2 separate regions of the Mus musculus genome follow, and region 1 is linked to region 2. The links are chromatin loops, found by intact Hi-C in ENCODE. Cell type or tissue: heart. All regions are shown on one strand.

The links. Hi-C counts contacts between places; a loop is a spot of excess contacts. Peaks named below come from ENCODE experiments on the same cell type or tissue, not always from the same donor. Only the 100,000 strongest peaks of a DNase experiment are listed, where the experiment ranks them.
Region 1: a loop joins it to region 2, with 5 times the contacts of the local background. A loop is called at or near these places in 12 of 42 quality-filtered maps.

The regions. Positions count from the first base shown.
Region 1 is chr17:26,581,287-26,589,286 of GRCm38, forward strand. The region is part of intron 1 of Ergic1 (endoplasmic reticulum-golgi intermediate compartment (ERGIC) 1); the gene reads left to right. Among named protein-coding and RNA genes, the nearest start is that of 1700049J03Rik, 19 kb to the left of the region's middle. In heart, a CTCF peak has its summit at 3,428; DNase peaks (open chromatin) are centred at 1,265, 1,935, 2,515 and 3,425; H3K4me3 peaks cover 1,908 bases; H3K27ac peaks cover 4,911 bases.
Region 2 is chr17:26,506,060-26,514,059 of GRCm38, forward strand. It overlaps Dusp1 (dual specificity phosphatase 1), which reads right to left and starts at 2,413. Exons shown (of 4, transcript NM_013642.3): 1 at 1,898-2,413; 2 at 1,515-1,660; 3 at 926-1,145; 4 at 1-591. The coding sequence starts at 2,264. The coding sequence ends at 221. In heart, CTCF peaks have their summits at 192, 2,033 and 3,189; DNase peaks (open chromatin) are centred at 182, 1,452, 2,602, 6,552 and 8 weaker places; H3K4me3 peaks cover 3,640 bases; H3K27ac peaks cover 7,509 bases.

The sequences.
Region 1 (8,000 bases), 75 kb after region 2:
CCTGCCTCTCAGGGACACCGAAAAGTCCAGGCCAGGCTCTTGTGTGCCTGGTGTGTTGGAAGTATTCAGCCATTGATTGTTGCTAAGGGACCACATGGGACTTACCTGAAAAGCAATTTAAGAAACAGAAACCAAAGCCCAGGAGTGTAACTTCATAATGGTTTCCCACCTCCTTTAAATGACTGTTCTAGGTGGGATCTGCACATGTGCTGCTGGAGTCAGACTTGCTCAGTCTCCCTTCCCGCCAAAGAAAAGTTAACTTCTGAGAGGTCACTTGACCCGTAGGTACTCGACCACTGGGGCTCCTAAAATGAAGCCTTTAAAGAGCTGCCTGGGGTATTGGTGTTGGACAAGGCCACTATGGGGCTGACTGCCCTTAGTGGGGCAGGCACAGCGTGAGTGTTACAGGTCACTGCATCAGCCCCCACCTCCCCTAAAGTGCCATTTCCTAGATTCCTACAGCATGAGTAGGAACAGAAGACAGTAAGGGAAGGACAGGAGGACATCACCTTGCCTCTTCATTCATGCTCTCCATCCCGTTCCCCAGGCTTGTGCACATGCTTGGCTGGGCGAAAACTTCAATGCAAATCAAATCTACTAAGCCAACTCAAATCTCAGCCAAACGTCCCAAACGTCACTGGTCTGTTTATCACTCACGCATTGACAGCTGCATGCCACTGATCAGGCAGAGGATGGGTGTCCACCCGACCTTTGTGGACATGGTGCCCACCCTGCTGAGGCTTGCTTTCCACAGGAGTCCATGACCAAAAGTTTTCTAGCAAGAATGCCCAGAGCTTTAACTTTGTTCAGGATTCTAGAAGGTTCTTCCATGGTCTTTATTCTGAGGACTTAATGATAAGCAGGGCTGGTTTGGTGCTGGAACAGAAAGTTGCAGGCTGCTCTGGAGGAAAAGGCCGTTATGAGTGGGTCTTCGTGGTGGGTAAGCAGTTCCCTGAGGCCTGGGAAGGAGCATGCCCTCCGGGCTTCATATAGCCAGGACCAGAGGTCTGCAGGCCAGGGATTCTCAGGGTGGATGTCTGCACAGGCTCAGCTCTAACAGCAACCCATCAGACTGGCAGCAGCTGGCTCTGCTAGCAGCTGGTCTGACTGCCAAGATCTCTCTTTGATTCACATTTTCCACATTGAAAGATGTTTTGAAAACCTTGACCTTCAATTCATCACATGTCCCTTATTAAATTGTAAGTCACATCCAGCCAGTTAATGAAAAGACAATGGGCGGGTGACGCAGTACAAGGCATCTTGGCAGGAGCTCACCAAAGCGCTCTAGCCACAGAAGACCTGACCTAGTGATACCCCTGTTCCAGGGCAGACAGCGTGTCACAACTATGAAGGGCTGGGCTTGAGAGAGTGGCAAGGCTGCAGTAAGGCTGGAGAAGCGGGGACATGCTGAACATTCAGCAGGGCCCAGGCAGGTAGACGGGAACCCGACTTAAAAGAGGCAGAGCCCACCGGGGGAGGTGGGGAGGAGTCACACGTTTGACTGGAAGAGAAGCAAGTGGTAGATGTGTGAGGGGGTCAGTGTGGCAGGGGCTTCTTAGACGCGGGCATGTAGACAAATGTGAGTTGGAGGGAAGAGATGGCATTGTGACATTGTAATGTCTGTCCCCAGTGAGTACTGTGAGGTGGGAGGGCAGTGAGAGATGGAATAGACAGCTGAGGTGGACCTTCACATGCTGGTCACTTGGTGGGAGCCACAGAAGGTTCTAGAACAGATGTCATTCTGAGGAAGGTAGGAGCAGCTGCGTGGAGAAACACGTAGGCGCAGAAGAAAGTAGCTGAAGGCCTGGTGGCATGGGTAGGCCCAGTTTCAAAGATGGCAGAGGGTGTGCTCTCCCTTCTAGGCCGACTGTCCGTCACCTTGCCTCGTTCATGGAGGCGGGGCAGAGAACTAAGACTGAGTTCTAGCTTGCCTCCTTGGCCTCACTCCTCACTACCTCCACTTACCAACGGAAGCAGCGTTCTGCCTCCCTCAGGGGTGTGGCAAGAGTGAATGAAGCACTGCACATAGAGAATGTTAGGAGAGTACTGGGTGTGCAGACAGCTCTAGGTGAGTGTCACCAAGGGCCAGAGAGCCTACATGGGGACACCCTAGCTGGGGAACTTAAAAGTATTGGAGTCCCCCGTGGGCCAGTAGACTTTAGGGCCATGTTGACATATGTCCATGCCCATTCACACTCTCTGTGTTGACTCTTGCACTGGTGAGCAAGGGAGCCTGTGGGGCTTCAGTTTGCTCATTGTGAAAGGGGATGGAGGCCAGTGCCTGGTTCACGGCACTGTTGCAGAGATGAAGTGGCCTGCTTGATGCTGGAGAAGGACTTAGCGATGGGCATGGCTGGGGTCAGTCCTCATTCACATCCAGGTTGTTGCCACTTCCATAGTAGAAGCATCATTTCCTGTCCAGTGCTTTCAGGAAGATGCCTCTCCTCTCTTCCTGTCACTTCCCTGTAGAGACTCTGGACCGGAGACTCCTCTCCTCCCCCAGCCCCAATGAGTCTTGAAGACTTGGCCAGACTTGTGTGTAGTAGGGAATGGTCCCAGCCTGGGCTCCACCCCTTGCTGGCCGTGGGAAGTTGTGTCGGTCTGTCATCACTGTGGCACTGCCTTCTCATCTGTAACATTGGGCTGATAATCCACACATTGTGTGAGGGCAAAGCTGTGTGGCACACATGAACTACTGCGTGTGCCATCTCCGGGGCCAGAAGCCTCTTGTAGCATCCTCTTAGGCAGAAGAGGATCCTGGTTCACAGAAGAGTCGCAGGTTCAAGGACAGTATCCCAGGATCTTGAGCACAGAGTGGGCTGGAGGCATCTCAGCTAAGTATTCCAGGGTCGTGGTATGTGACAGTGTCAACCCAGCCCAGACGCAGGAACAGCTGTCCACCCTGGCCAGCCAGTGTGCACACTGGTCAAAGTTTGTTATCTTAGCCTTTTTAACACCCTGCGAATATGGGAGCAGCAATCCCTACTGTCCAAGGGTCGAAGCTGTTGCAGGCTAGGCATGTGGTGAGAAAGCCCTGACAGGGCATTTGTCAGTAGCCTGTGGGACATACCCAGGAAGTCTGTTTGTGGTCCTCTTCTCCATACCTTTCCTTATAGCTTCTTAGGCTGCAGGGCTGGGAGGCAGTGTGTGGCCTACATAGAAGACTCTGCACCACACCAGAGAATTAGCATGGCCGACCCTAAGTTCTTCTCTCTGCCCTGCATCCCCTCTATACCCCTGCTAGGGTCACAGCGGGGCCGATCCCTGTAAATACCAGTCCGCTTACATGTGCATTTTTCCTCTGTGATCTTCCTGTTTTGATGAGACACTGCCTTTGGCCGCACGGGTTCCCTAGGGGACTGCGGTCCTGAGGCCCAGCCCTAGCCAGTCATTCAGGAATTCTGCTTCCTGGCGCCCCACACCCTGCACATTCCACCAGGGCTAGCGCCTCCTGCTCTGCGTGAATGGGGTCTGCCTTCCCCATTCCCACGGTTCCCATGGCCACTTCCTTATCACCCTCTCCAGCTGACTGAAAAAGGCCACATTCCAGGGCAAAATTAGACTCACCCTCCCTTTCTGTTTTCCTCCAGCGGGCAGGAGAGTTTGCTAGAGTAGACTGGCGCTGGAGCCCACGGGTACAGGGAACAGACTTGCTGCTTGGCGTGTCCCCTGAATCTATCACTTCGTTTCTTGGATCATTTGAGGAATGCACTGGGCTTCTGCTGTATGCCAAGAAAAGCCCCAGGGACTGGGCTTACAAACAGTGGGGTTGTACAGTGTAGCATGGGTACGGGCCGACAGCTGCTGGGCTTGGGGGTTGAGCTGTTTTCATTTGCTCCATATTCTAGATTCAGCTGATGCCTCCATGTTGCTTCTAAGGCGTCATTTGATGGCGTTTCAAGGTGTCTGCTTGTTCGTGCCGTGCTGGGGATGGAACCCAGAGCCTTTGCATGTGTGCTCTACGGCTGAGCTGCATCTCCAGAGGGCAGAATGGGGGTTACTTTAAGAGCCCCCCTTCTTTCTAGCCGAGGCAGCACAGAGCCGCACCTGAGCGCCGATGCTATGTTCTTCAAATGCCCCATGCTTAGAACCACAGGCCAGGTAAACCTCGGGGCAGAACTTACCCAATCTGTTAGAGCCACAAGAGGTGACACCTGGCAGCATCTGACAAACCCAGGCTGGGACCTTCTAAAAACTACCAGTGAAACCAGGGGAGGGGACAGACTGCAGCAGTCTGAAGGGTGCCCTTCAGAGGCCTCCTCCACTCAGGAAATCCCTTGATTCCTGGCTTCACTGCGGAGAAGAATTTCATGATGATTCAACATGAAGAGAATTGGAGTTCACGAGGGGTTTTTTTTTTTTTTTTTTTTTTTTTTTTTTAAAGATTTATTTTATTATTAATATATGTAAGTACACTGTAGCTGTCTTCAGACACTCCAGAAGAGGGAGTCAGATCTTGTTGCGGATGGTTGTGAGCCACCATGTGGTTGCTGGGATTTGAACTCTGGACCTTCGGAAGAGCAGTCGGGTGCTCTTACCCACTGAGCCATCTCACCAGCCCACGAGGGGGGTTTTAATGTTAGTTTTTGGCCCAAGTACTAAGGGGAAATGAGGTGTTTGGGAAGAGAGTAAGACACCAGAGAGCCTGGGTGTGGGCTTCTCTGAGGGCCACACGCCTTTGTCTTTACAATGGACAGGTACAGGATTATGGTGGATTTAAAAGATAATATCTTCAAAGGGTTTGTTATCTGCTAAGAACCCGAGTGAGATCTCTGGGTAGTCCTGAAGGGCACCTGACAGGGTCGCACTTGAGACGGTGGGTCACAGGCAGTTGGAGATCCCCACTGTCAGCAATGTTAATAGTCCTGCTTAGGAGAGTCACAGATGATGTCCAGTTCATTACCATTTTAACAATATCTCTATATGGGTAAATTATAAAGTATCTATCTCATTTACAGTCATCTTTTACTTATTGTAGGTCTATCATCCATACATCCATCCATCCATCCATCCATCCATCCATCCATCTATCTACCTATCTATCTATCTATCTATCTATCTATCTATCTATCTATCTACTGTCAACCATCTGTCTAGTCTGGCTTCTCAGCCACTTAGAGGCTCCATGGAGACTTCAGAGTCAGGGGCCCTTTTTCATTTCTCACATCTCTATGATTTCCTTGTCTTTCCTACTGCAGAAAGTTGAGGACCAGTCACAGACCTGGGGGGGGGGGGCTCCAACAACTGAATGCAGTGTGGTACCTGAGCCCAGCAGAAAGACAAGAGAGCCAAACCCTGAGAAAGTTGGTGGCCTAGTTGATGGGATCATGTCAAGTTTCTTAGTTTTGAGAATTTCAGTTACATGAGATGTTAGCATCTCATCCAGGAAGCTGGTGGGAACCTGCAGTCATGTTTATCCTCTGGAGATAGAAATAGTCAGCCAGGCGTGGTGGTGCACGCCTTTAATCCCAGCACTCAGGAGGCAGAGGCAGGCGGATTTCTGAATTTGAGGCCAGCCTCATCTACAACATGAGTTCCAGGACAGCCAGGGCTACACAGAGAAACCCTGTCTCGAAAAACCAAAACCAAACCAAACCAAAACAAAACAAAAAGTCTAAAGTGCAAAGTTTATGCTGAATTTCTTTCCATCCATAAAAAGAAGAAAAGAGAAGAGCAAGAGGAGAAAATGTGAGGGGCCTAGTGGCTTGTCATCCCAGCTATTTTGGAGCTGAGGCAAGATGATCACAAGTTCAAGACCTGTCTGGTGCACTTAGGGAGAGACTATCTCTGGAGGAGGGGGAGGGGGAGGAGGAGGAGGAGGAGGGGGAGAGGAAGAGGAGGAGGAAGAGGAGGAAGAAGAGGAGGAAGAGGAGGAGAAAAGGAAAAGAAAAAGAAAAAGAAAAAAGAGGGCTGGCAGTCTGTCTCCGTGGTAGAGCTTGTTCGCAATGGGCCCTCTGAACCTACAGGCTGTACATTCACAGATTCAGATAACCATGGGAAATACTCAGAAAATCATGTCTGTCTTTACTGTGTATAGATTTCCCTGTATGGTTCTTGTTCCTGAACAATGCTGTTTGGTATACTCACCAACAGTGTGTTCTTGGGTAAGTCACTGAGAAGTCATTTCAAGTATATGGAAGGATGTATGAGTTCTCTACCTACCATATACATTCTATACAACACATTTGCGTGTCCCTGGAGTTTCTGAGGAAGGAAGTCCTGAAGCTAGTCCTCCAGGATATCTGGGACAACCGTACATGTTTGGAGAAAGGCTTAGTGGAGGATGGCGTTGGGAAGGTAGACGCTTTCCAAGTGTAAAATTATCTCTGTGACAATTCTCCCCAGCAGGTTAGCTGGCCTTGTTATCTGAGCTAGAGTCAGAGCCTGGCCCCCGGCAGCAACTGACAACCAAGCTTGACCACCATTCTCATTGGTCTCCGTGGAGGTCAGTGTGGCCACATTGGAAAAAGGAACCAATAAGGAGACCCAGCAGCCTCTGTTGAGGGCTCCTGATGGGAGATTTAGGTTTAAACAGAAGGCCAGAGTCCCCATCAAAGTGTGCCCCGCTCTTCTTCCTCTGGGCTGCAGGCTCTCCTGCTAGGTGGACAAGTTGGGACTCTGGAATGTCTTTCTGGCTGGTACCAGGCTCCATGCAGCCTTCTCCAGCATGAGGTTCCTGGGGGAGATTCCAATTCCTTGAGCTATATGGACTCAATATTCCGATAGCCGAAGAGAGGGACACATGTGTCTCTTTGGAATGTATTCACTCTTGCCAGGAATAGCGTTTCCTAATGGGGGTCTGGGCCGCCCCTCCCGAGAGGGGGAGTATGCCCCTTGCTGGTGTCACTGGCTCCCAGCTAGGAAACGGGGCTTGTCCTATGATCCTTTCCAGTGTGGCCCACACAGCAGCCACTCTTGGCACCCTCACAGTGTTTGCTGCGTCTGTCACACATCCACCACCCTATGCACACAGCATATTTTACTTGAGTAGTCTTCGTTTTTTTAGAAGCTCAAATGGATGGATTTTCAAAGGCAAACATTGATGTCATCCCCACAAGTGGAAAACAGTCCTCACCAGTGAATCCCCGGCATCCTTAAGTGAGCAGGGAGAAGGCTTGAGCGGGGAGAAGGCTTGAGCGGGGATTATTGAGGTTGTGGGTTGGAGGTAGCTCCGAGGTAGAGTGCTTGCCTGGTGTGTGTGAAGTCTTGGATTCTACCCCAAGCACTGTTATATTAGATTGTTTTCGAATTATTTTTTGTTATTTTACAAGGAATACGGGCTTATATTTTAAAGTTGCATCTTCGGGAACTAGGGAAATGGCCTTGTGGGTAAGAGCATTTGCTACATGGTGTGAGGGTCTGAGTTCAAATACTTGGCACTCACAGGTAACTTCAGAACTGGGTTGCTAGGGCTCAGAGACTGGAGGATCACTGAAGCTCGCTGGCCACTAGCTTGACTCCAGGTTTAGTGAGAGACCCTGTCTCAGGGGAGTAAGATGAAGAGTAACAGAACAAGATACCCAGGGTCTTCCTCTGACCTCTGCAAGCACCTGTACACACCACATGTACATGATACACATCTCCAATACAGAAGTGGACTGCTGGGCAAGGTAGCTTGCATGAGACGCTGCTCCCCCTCCCAGCGACTCTCCACCAAAGTGAGATGATCAGATGTTCAAAGGTCTGCTGATGCCAGGTGAGATTTTCTTTTAAGATTACTGAGACACCTGAAAGAGAAATGGGAAGTATTTGCTGTCTTTTCTGGGTGTCCACATGACCACTGGCCAGATCCGCCATTGGCACAACAGACTTCGATATCAGGCTGGGGACGCCGGTGCTCATGTGGCATGGCCTGCCTCTTCCAGGAACTCGATGCTGGTAGTTCTTAGAGGTCCAGCCTGAAGCTACTTCCTTCTCCTCCACAATTTCATAGCATTTCTTAAAAAGCCAAAAGTTAGATCTGTGTTCTTCTAAGAAGTATGGGGGTTATTTTCCAATGT
Region 2 (8,000 bases):
TGGTCCCGAATGTGCCGAGTTCAGCAAATGTCTTGCGGTCAAGTCATTGTTGTGACTGCTTAGGAACTCAGTGGAACTCAGGAGGAGTTGGGGGGTGAGGGGGGTGTTAAATAAATAAGGACCAGCTCCCATGAGCCTCTCCCAGAGTTATTGCATTGCTCCTCCCACAGGAGGAGTGGCGACCCGGTGGCAAGTGAAACTCCACACCTCCCCTTGCCCTTCAGCAGCTTGGAGAGGTGGTGATGGGGCTTTTAAGGTAGTTCAGGGCACTGTTCGTGGGGTGGACGGGGATGGAAACAGGGAAGTTGAAGACTGTGGTAGTAGAGGTGCCCCGGTCAAGGACAGCCATGGCAGGGCTCCCAGCTTCAGCAGAGCAGTGAGGGGCTAGCACTTGGGACTCAAACTGCAGCAGCTGGCCCATGAAGCTGAAGTTCGGGGAGATGATACTCCGCCTCTGCTTCACAAACTCAAAGGCCTCGTCCAGCTTTACCCGGTTAGTCCTCATGAGGTAAGCAAGGCAGATGGTGGCTGACCGGGAGATGCCGGCCTGGCAATGAACAAACACTCTCCCTCCAGCATCCTTGATGGAGTCTGGAAAATAAAGTTATGGGTTACTCAAAAACTCAGAACAGCTGAGCCCAGATCAAGGATGGCTAAGAAATGTCTTGTGTCCTGTCCAGAAATGGCCAGGGTCTGCCTCTTGCAGTCATGCAGACCCTATGTGTATACTATGCAAAGGATAGCAGGGGATTTAAACCCGGACTGGGTATCTACACTTATAATCCTGGACAAGACAGTCAGTTCAACTGAGTCTCAGTGAGGAGGAAGGCTTGGGTGAGGATCATTTAAGCTGCCACCCAAAAGACTGGGCTCAGTGGCTACAGTAGGGACAGAAGCAGAGGTTCCAGATAGTTATTCCATTTACCTATGAAGTCAATAGCCTCGTTGAACCAGGAGCTGATGTCTGCCTTGTGGTTGTCCTCCACAGGGATGCTCTTGTACTGGTAGTGACCCTCAAAGTGGTTAGGACAATTGGCTGAGACGTTGATCAAGGCGGTGATGCCCAAGGCGTCAAGCATATCCTTCCGAGAAGCGTGATAGGCACTGCCCAGGTACAGGAAGGACAGGATCTCCACTGGGCCCCCCTGAAGTCAAAAAAACAGTCCAGCATTCGTCAAGCTCGTCCAGCGTGAGCACCAGTACCCATGCCCACAAAAACTCCCCGCTGAAAACGGGAGTTTCTGAAACTGGTGACCTCAGCACTGCTGTTGACATATTAAAATATTCGTAAAGAATCAAGCCCATTGGCCTGGACAGAGCCAACAAGCTCTTCCGTGCCAGCAACTGGGAGACTCAGCTCCATCCAATTGCTTCATGATGGACTAAAGATCCTCGTGTCCCCGCTAGTATAAATAAAGCTGCAGCCGCTTTCTATATCCTCCTGGCACAATCCTCCTAGACCTCTGCCAGCTCTGCCACCTCCCTGCCCTGCATGGACCCGGACTCCTACTAACCTGATCGTAGAGAGGGGTACTACAGGAGCTGCATCCGGATTCTGCACTGTCAGGCACACTAGTACTCAGGGGGAGGCTGAGCCCCGTGGGGGTGGACTGTTTGCTGCACAGCTCAGGGCAGGAAGCCGAAAACGCTTCATATCCTCCTGAGAATACAAAGGTACATATTTTCTCATTAGCACCACCGACACAGTACCTGGAGACAAGCCACTCACCCACCAGGGGCTGCGAGTTTACAAGGAAGGCTTAAGGAAGTCTTTGTTATGGGAGTGAAACAAAGCCACTGACAAGCCCCTGGAGACTGGACGCCGGCGCCCCCATACTCCAGGTGGGACGCCCCTTCCCTAGCTGATGGCATAAGTCCTGCCAGAGCTAGAGCGTACCTTGGAGAAAGAAGACTTGAGTGGAGCGCGCCTCTCGGCAGAGCGCGCCCGCGGCCAGGGCCAGGGTGCCGTCGCGCTTGGCGCCGTCCAGGGAGGCGCTGCGCTCGTCCAGCAGCACCACGGCGTGGTAGGCTCCGGCCAGCAGGCGGCCACGCAGTTCAGCGTTGGGCACGATATGCTCCAGGCCCATGGCGCCCTTGGCGCGGCGCCGCACGATGGTGCTGAAGCGCACGTTCACTGAGCCCGCGATGTGGCCGGCGTTGAAAGCGAAGAAGGAGCGACAATCCAACAACAGGCACTGCGCGGCGCCCTCTCGCAGCAGCGCGCGCAGCCCCCCGGCGTCCAGGATGCCCACCTCCATCACCATGGCCAGCCCCAGCGACCCCAGCGTGCCCGTTCTGCGGTTCTCCAGAAAAAGTCGGTCGATCTTGTGCGGTGTCCTGTGGCCCTAAGTCCCCAAGTGCTCGCTGCTCCTAATCTGGCTTCACCGCGCTTTCCTCCCGCCAGTCCTTCACTGCGCGCTCGTCCGACGGAGCGCGGTTTTATGTAGCCTCTCGGGGGCGGTCCCGGGCGCGGCACAGAAGCGGGGGGTGGGGTGGGGGTGGGGGAGAACGGTTTGTTTGTTTGAATGGCAGACACGTGACCGGGCGGTGACGTCACCCGCCCTACCGAGCTTGGCGCCGCCAAAGCCAAAAGCAAAGACGTCATCGGCCTAGGAGCCTCTCGGCTCTGAGCGCTGGCTCGCAGCCCGGCCCCCACCCTCCTGTCCTCTGGGCTCGCAGGCAGGACGGCGCGCTGCCAGCCCGGGTGGCCAGGACGCGCGGCCTGAGGACACCTGCCCTGCTCCCCTCCGCGGGTCTCCGCCGAACGAGCGGGGCCACTCCTGGTATCACGTTCTCAGCTGGCCCGGCTCTGGCTGCTGGAGTGGTGGGCGTGGCGAGCTGAGCGGGAAAGGGGAGTGGGTAGTGAGAGATGACTAATTCGGTCTATAGCCCTCTGGCTATACCGAGGACAAATGGCGAGAGTTGAGACGTCCTTCTTGAATGTCACTTTAAAAGTTTTACGCTGAACAAGGGAATGCTTCCAGTTAGTTCCCACCCCCCACCCCGGAGTGTTATCTTTACCGCGGTGGTCCCTAGAGGACTTACTTGGAGCAAAGGGAGGAGGGTTGCAAGATCTTTGGAGCCCAGGTTTAACATTGGGGTTGGGGGGGTGGGGTGGGGGAGACTTGGGTAGAGCTCCACAGCGCCGCCTAGGGACGGCCCAGAACATTGTCGTCGCGTGGCATCAAGAGGATGCTGCTAGCCGCTGCTCCTCTGTCCCCCAACACAACTTTCTTTTGTTTTGTTTTGTTTGTTTCAGAGAGGATCTTGCTGTGTAGCTCTGGCTAGTCTTGAACTCATAGAGATCCTCCTGTCCCTGACTTACTAAGGATTAAAGGCATCTGCCCTCGTGCCTTTCATCTCCACTGAACAGAAGCTGAGCACACCAAGGACTCAGGGCCAAGAGCCTTGAATCCGCCACTCTGTGGGACAAACTGTACTCATCACACCTGGGAAGACCGAAATGGTGTGTGTGTGTGTGTCCTTCCACAAAACTCCATGACTACAGGGTAGGCAGTGAGTCCGCCGCAACACCACGGAGTTGGATACACAAACATAAACATTGCACCACTCTGAAGGGGTGCCGAGTCAGGAACATTCTGCGGTTTCTTCCTCTTTGCAAGGGGAGGTGTCTTACTACCATGTGTCTTTGCCCAGCAACGTCCGCTTTGGCCTCTCTTAGCTCTTGCGCTCTGCCTAGATTCTTCTGTAAATTCAGAATACGTTATTTTTAAAGGGCGTTTTTACATTCCTTTGAGCATTGATCCTAAAAGAACAGCAAAGAAATCTTCAGATAACACCACCCTCCCTACATCTCAGAAGAGCGACAGAAAGAAAAAAATTATTTGTTTATTCTACTTATTCAGCTGAGGACCTCAACATATTTTTTGCATTGAATCATAAAATGTTACAGCTGCTGCCTTTTCAAACTGCATACCAACTTCAAATTTTCCTTTTATTTTTGTTTTTGCAAGGCCATTCATTATACCCTTCTCTACCCAAACTTTTCAAAAAGACCTTTTTATATGAGTACAGTGGCATGGTTGGGCACTGAAGTCAGAGGTCTGCTGGTCGCTGTGGAGTTCTGCCCTCTTCCCTTCCTAGAAGGAGCCTAAAGAGCTGGAACTGCTGCCAGTTGACTGTTGGGGAGCCAGCCATCCTCTTCCCGGATGAGCCTGCAAGGTAGTTTCAGTACAGCTGGTACCATGCGTGACTCGGTGGCATTCCCTTGTGAAGCAGAAGGGGCAGAACACCCAGACCTTTCCCCTCCCGTGAGTCACCCACTCTCAGTTTTTCCCTTCCCAACACAATGATGCTTGGATCACATGGGCCATGTGCTGTGTGTTTCAGAACCTTAGGGAATCACGCCAGGTGCGACTTGAGAGACACCTATAGGCATTGATTGCTTGGAGCCCCAGTTGAGAGAAAGCTCTCTCCAGGTGCCAGAGAGACTTACACTAAGATCCACTCGTTCAGAGAGTGTTAGCAAAGGTATAGCCGCCGCAGGTCACAATCCAGGTAGTGAGGATGCCTTGGTTTCTGGGGCAGAACCAGAGAGGCTGCTGCTGCATTGGAGGCTTAGCTGCTGAGGGCCGGGGACAGTGTGAGGCAGTAGATTTCAACTCTAGGAGAGGCCTCCCTGACCTGAGAGCCTCCCCATTCCAGGTGTGTTTAGAAGCAACAAGCAACGTTAGAGGCCACAGGGGGTGATAAGAATCAGCCAAAAGACTTAGCCTGCCTCTCCCCTTTAACTGTGTGGCCTCTCCTCATTCACTTTACCATGCCACAGCTCCCTGTGACTGGGCGAGAAGCAGCAGCTTCTATACGGGACCTGTGGGGACAGTCGGTGTGCAGGCTTGGCACCAGCCTATGAACCTGTCAGTTCCTCTCATTTGGATTTGTCTTGGTGTTGGGGTGGGGCTAGGGGAGGGGCTTCCCAATAATGGCTGAAAGTGCATCCTTCTCACTGTCTACTCCGTAACCTTGGGTAAAGGACTTATTTCTGAGCCTCGGCTTCTATATCTATAAACGGAGTATAATGCCCATCTAGAATGAAATAGAATGGCAGGAGAAAGTCCTGGTGGGATCCCTGCAGAAGAGCTGCTGCCAGAGGAGGAGTGATATCCCTCTACCATCTTCCCTCGTTCAGAGACCTTTCCCTGTCTCTCCAGGGTCAGTCAGCTTAATGCCATTGAGATAAACAGCTTAGGAGGGGAAATGGAGGCCGGCTGGTGTTGGCTCATGCTTTTAATGCCAACACTTGAGAGGCAGAGGCAGGCAGACCTCTGAGTTCAAGTCCAGCCTGGTCTACAGAGCGAGTTCAGGACAGCCGGGGCTACACAGAGAAACCCTGTCTCAAATAAACAAATAAAAAGGGGTGGGGGTGGAGGTGCCAGCCCAAGGTTACTGAGCATCACAATGGGCCTGTGGTGAGGAAGATTGTGGTAGGGAGTTCAAAGGAGAGCAAAGAGGAAGACAAAGGAGTCACAAGGACCTGTTCCCTTCAGTGGGCCCCCTCCTACAGTTTCTACCTCTGCCTTGTAGTCCTTCAAACTCTTGAGCCGCTCTCATATCCATTAATGAGATAAATGTCACTTTCCCAAAGTTCCTCTCTGTGCACTGCTATAGGGGACCAGGGCTTCCATACATAAGCCTTTGGGGGTACATTCTAAATCCAAGCTACAAGATGCTTCTTGTTCAGCAACCTTCTGTGACTCCCATCCACCCCCACCCCCAAATCCAGCAGCACACCAGTGTGGGTCCCCAGTCTTCTTAGCCTTCTGGCTGATTTCCACTTGCTTTGATTTTGCTCTTGGATTCCAAGAAAACCCCGTGAGCCTGTGTTCCGTGAATGTTCTAGGTCTCTCCCACCCCCACGTCTTTGCTCACACTGCCCTGCCTGGCCCTGCCTTCTGAGTTTCCGGAGACTCTTCTCCCCTGCAGATCCAGCAAAGGAGCTAAGCAAATGAAGAGTCTTGCTGGCTTTCCCTTTCCTTCCCAGGCTCTGGAAGACTGATGGTGAGGAAGCCACTTAACCCTGACTTATGCCACTAGTCTGCAGATTTGCTGGATGCTGGGCAGGGCCTGTGTTTTTCTCCTCTGCGGTAATAATGCCCAGCACATAGTAGGCCCACAGTCTGTGAGATAGCAAAGTGTCTATAAGAATGCTGGTGAGTTTCTTCAGTGCCAGGTGCTTTACAGGTGCCACCTCCTGACCTCAACAGTCCTGGAAGGGGGTGGTCACTAAGCTCAGAGAAGGGACATGCCCAGGGTCAGACAGCTGGGAGTTGTCAATGCAGACCTGGCACAGGGCCATATCAACTCATCTCCTGAGACCTCAGTTTCTGCAAGCTGGCTCCCAGATGGCCTGGACCTTTCCTCAGAGAGCAGAGATGCCTGCAGCAGCCCTGGATAGAGTTTGAACCCACTTAGGTCTTCTGACCCAGGCCCTCCTGTCCCTGATACCTTTAAGGCTCACCCTGATGGATTGGCAAGGATAATGTCACCCGCCCCATTCAGGCATGAGAACAGAGCCAGCCTCGATTGTGTAACTGTTGCACACAGTTCTCTGATCAGGCCTGGGAGGGCTGAGCAGCTGTGTCCTGTCATCCAGGCCCCTCCTTTGAGAGAAGTGAGGCTCAGAGAGGTTAAGCAACTTGTCCAAAGTCACACTGTGTTCAGAACATCCTAAGGAGTCAGTGTGGTACCAGCTGCATGTTCAAGCTAACAGTGCTTATCTTTAGGGGTCAGTGCTCCTTGCATCCTCTTCCTTAGAAATACAGACAGAATGGTGGTTTTTACTCCAGTGTGTAACATTTGAAAGCAAGGGGGAAAAAAGACAAAAGCCTTGGAAGGCAGTGGCATCATCATTACCACCAAGTTCAAGTTGTTGAGCCTGGGCCAGGAGCCCAGCTCACGGGCTTTGTGTTGGTTGGACAAATTGCATTACTTCCTTCACAGTTTGCACATCTAATAAGAACAGCATCTGTTCTGTAGGGTGATATAACAGCAGAGAGACAGAATAACACAGTCCAACCCAGGAATCAGAGCGAGCTCCACCTCTCTCTACAGAGTCTCGGTGGCACAAAGCCCAAAATATTTACTCCACTAAAGGGGAAAGTCTGCCCAGCCCCTGACACAGGCTGGTAGCCGGAAGGCCCAGGGACATGTTCAGTTGACTTGTGCTGTTGCTACTTGGTGGCTATTTATAAACTCTTCCCCGGGCATGCATCATAGAATGCTACTTGCTTTGCTCCTCTGTTTCAGTGTGCAGAAGGCACATTTGCCGTGTCGTAACAGTTCTTAAAGTGGGAATTAAGCAGAGGCCTGCCCTAGTTAACAACTGTCAGGAACTTCCTTTATGATCTGTGCATGACTTAGCGAAGTGGGCATTAGAGTCCAAGACATTTAGGTCCAATAAAGTAACAAAGTTTATCATAGAAAAGAATTAAAATATACTATCAGGCAGCCACAATGATCAGAGCTGGAAATGGCCTCAAACAAGCAGGGGAGCCTCAGGAGCTCATGGCAGCTGAGGTGGCTTGTCGTGGGGCCTCACCCTGGAAAGTCGGCAGAGGAGTGGGTGCGAGGCAGGGCCTATGGTTTTCTCCTCTGTGGTAATAATGCCCAGCACATAGTAGGCCCACAGTCTGTGAGATAACAAAGTGTCTTTAAGAATGCCTGTGAATTTCTTCCATGCCAGGTACTTGGAGAACTCTAAACAAGTGTGGGTTAGAAGCACACTTGGCAGATGGCTCCACTGCCTGCCACTTTCTCCCTGGGAGCTCCTCTGTACCCAATAACCTGGCAGCAGTCATAACCCACCAGACCACTGCACAGAGATGCGTTGGTCTCTGGAATAATACCTCCTAAAGTTTTGCTGTAGGAACATTTCCCCATGAGGACCATCTGCCCCTCCTTCCTGCATGTGAGTTTGGCCATAGGTCATTACTCCTCTTGGTCCCCAGTACAATGCTCAAAGCACAGTTTGTTGGGCAAAC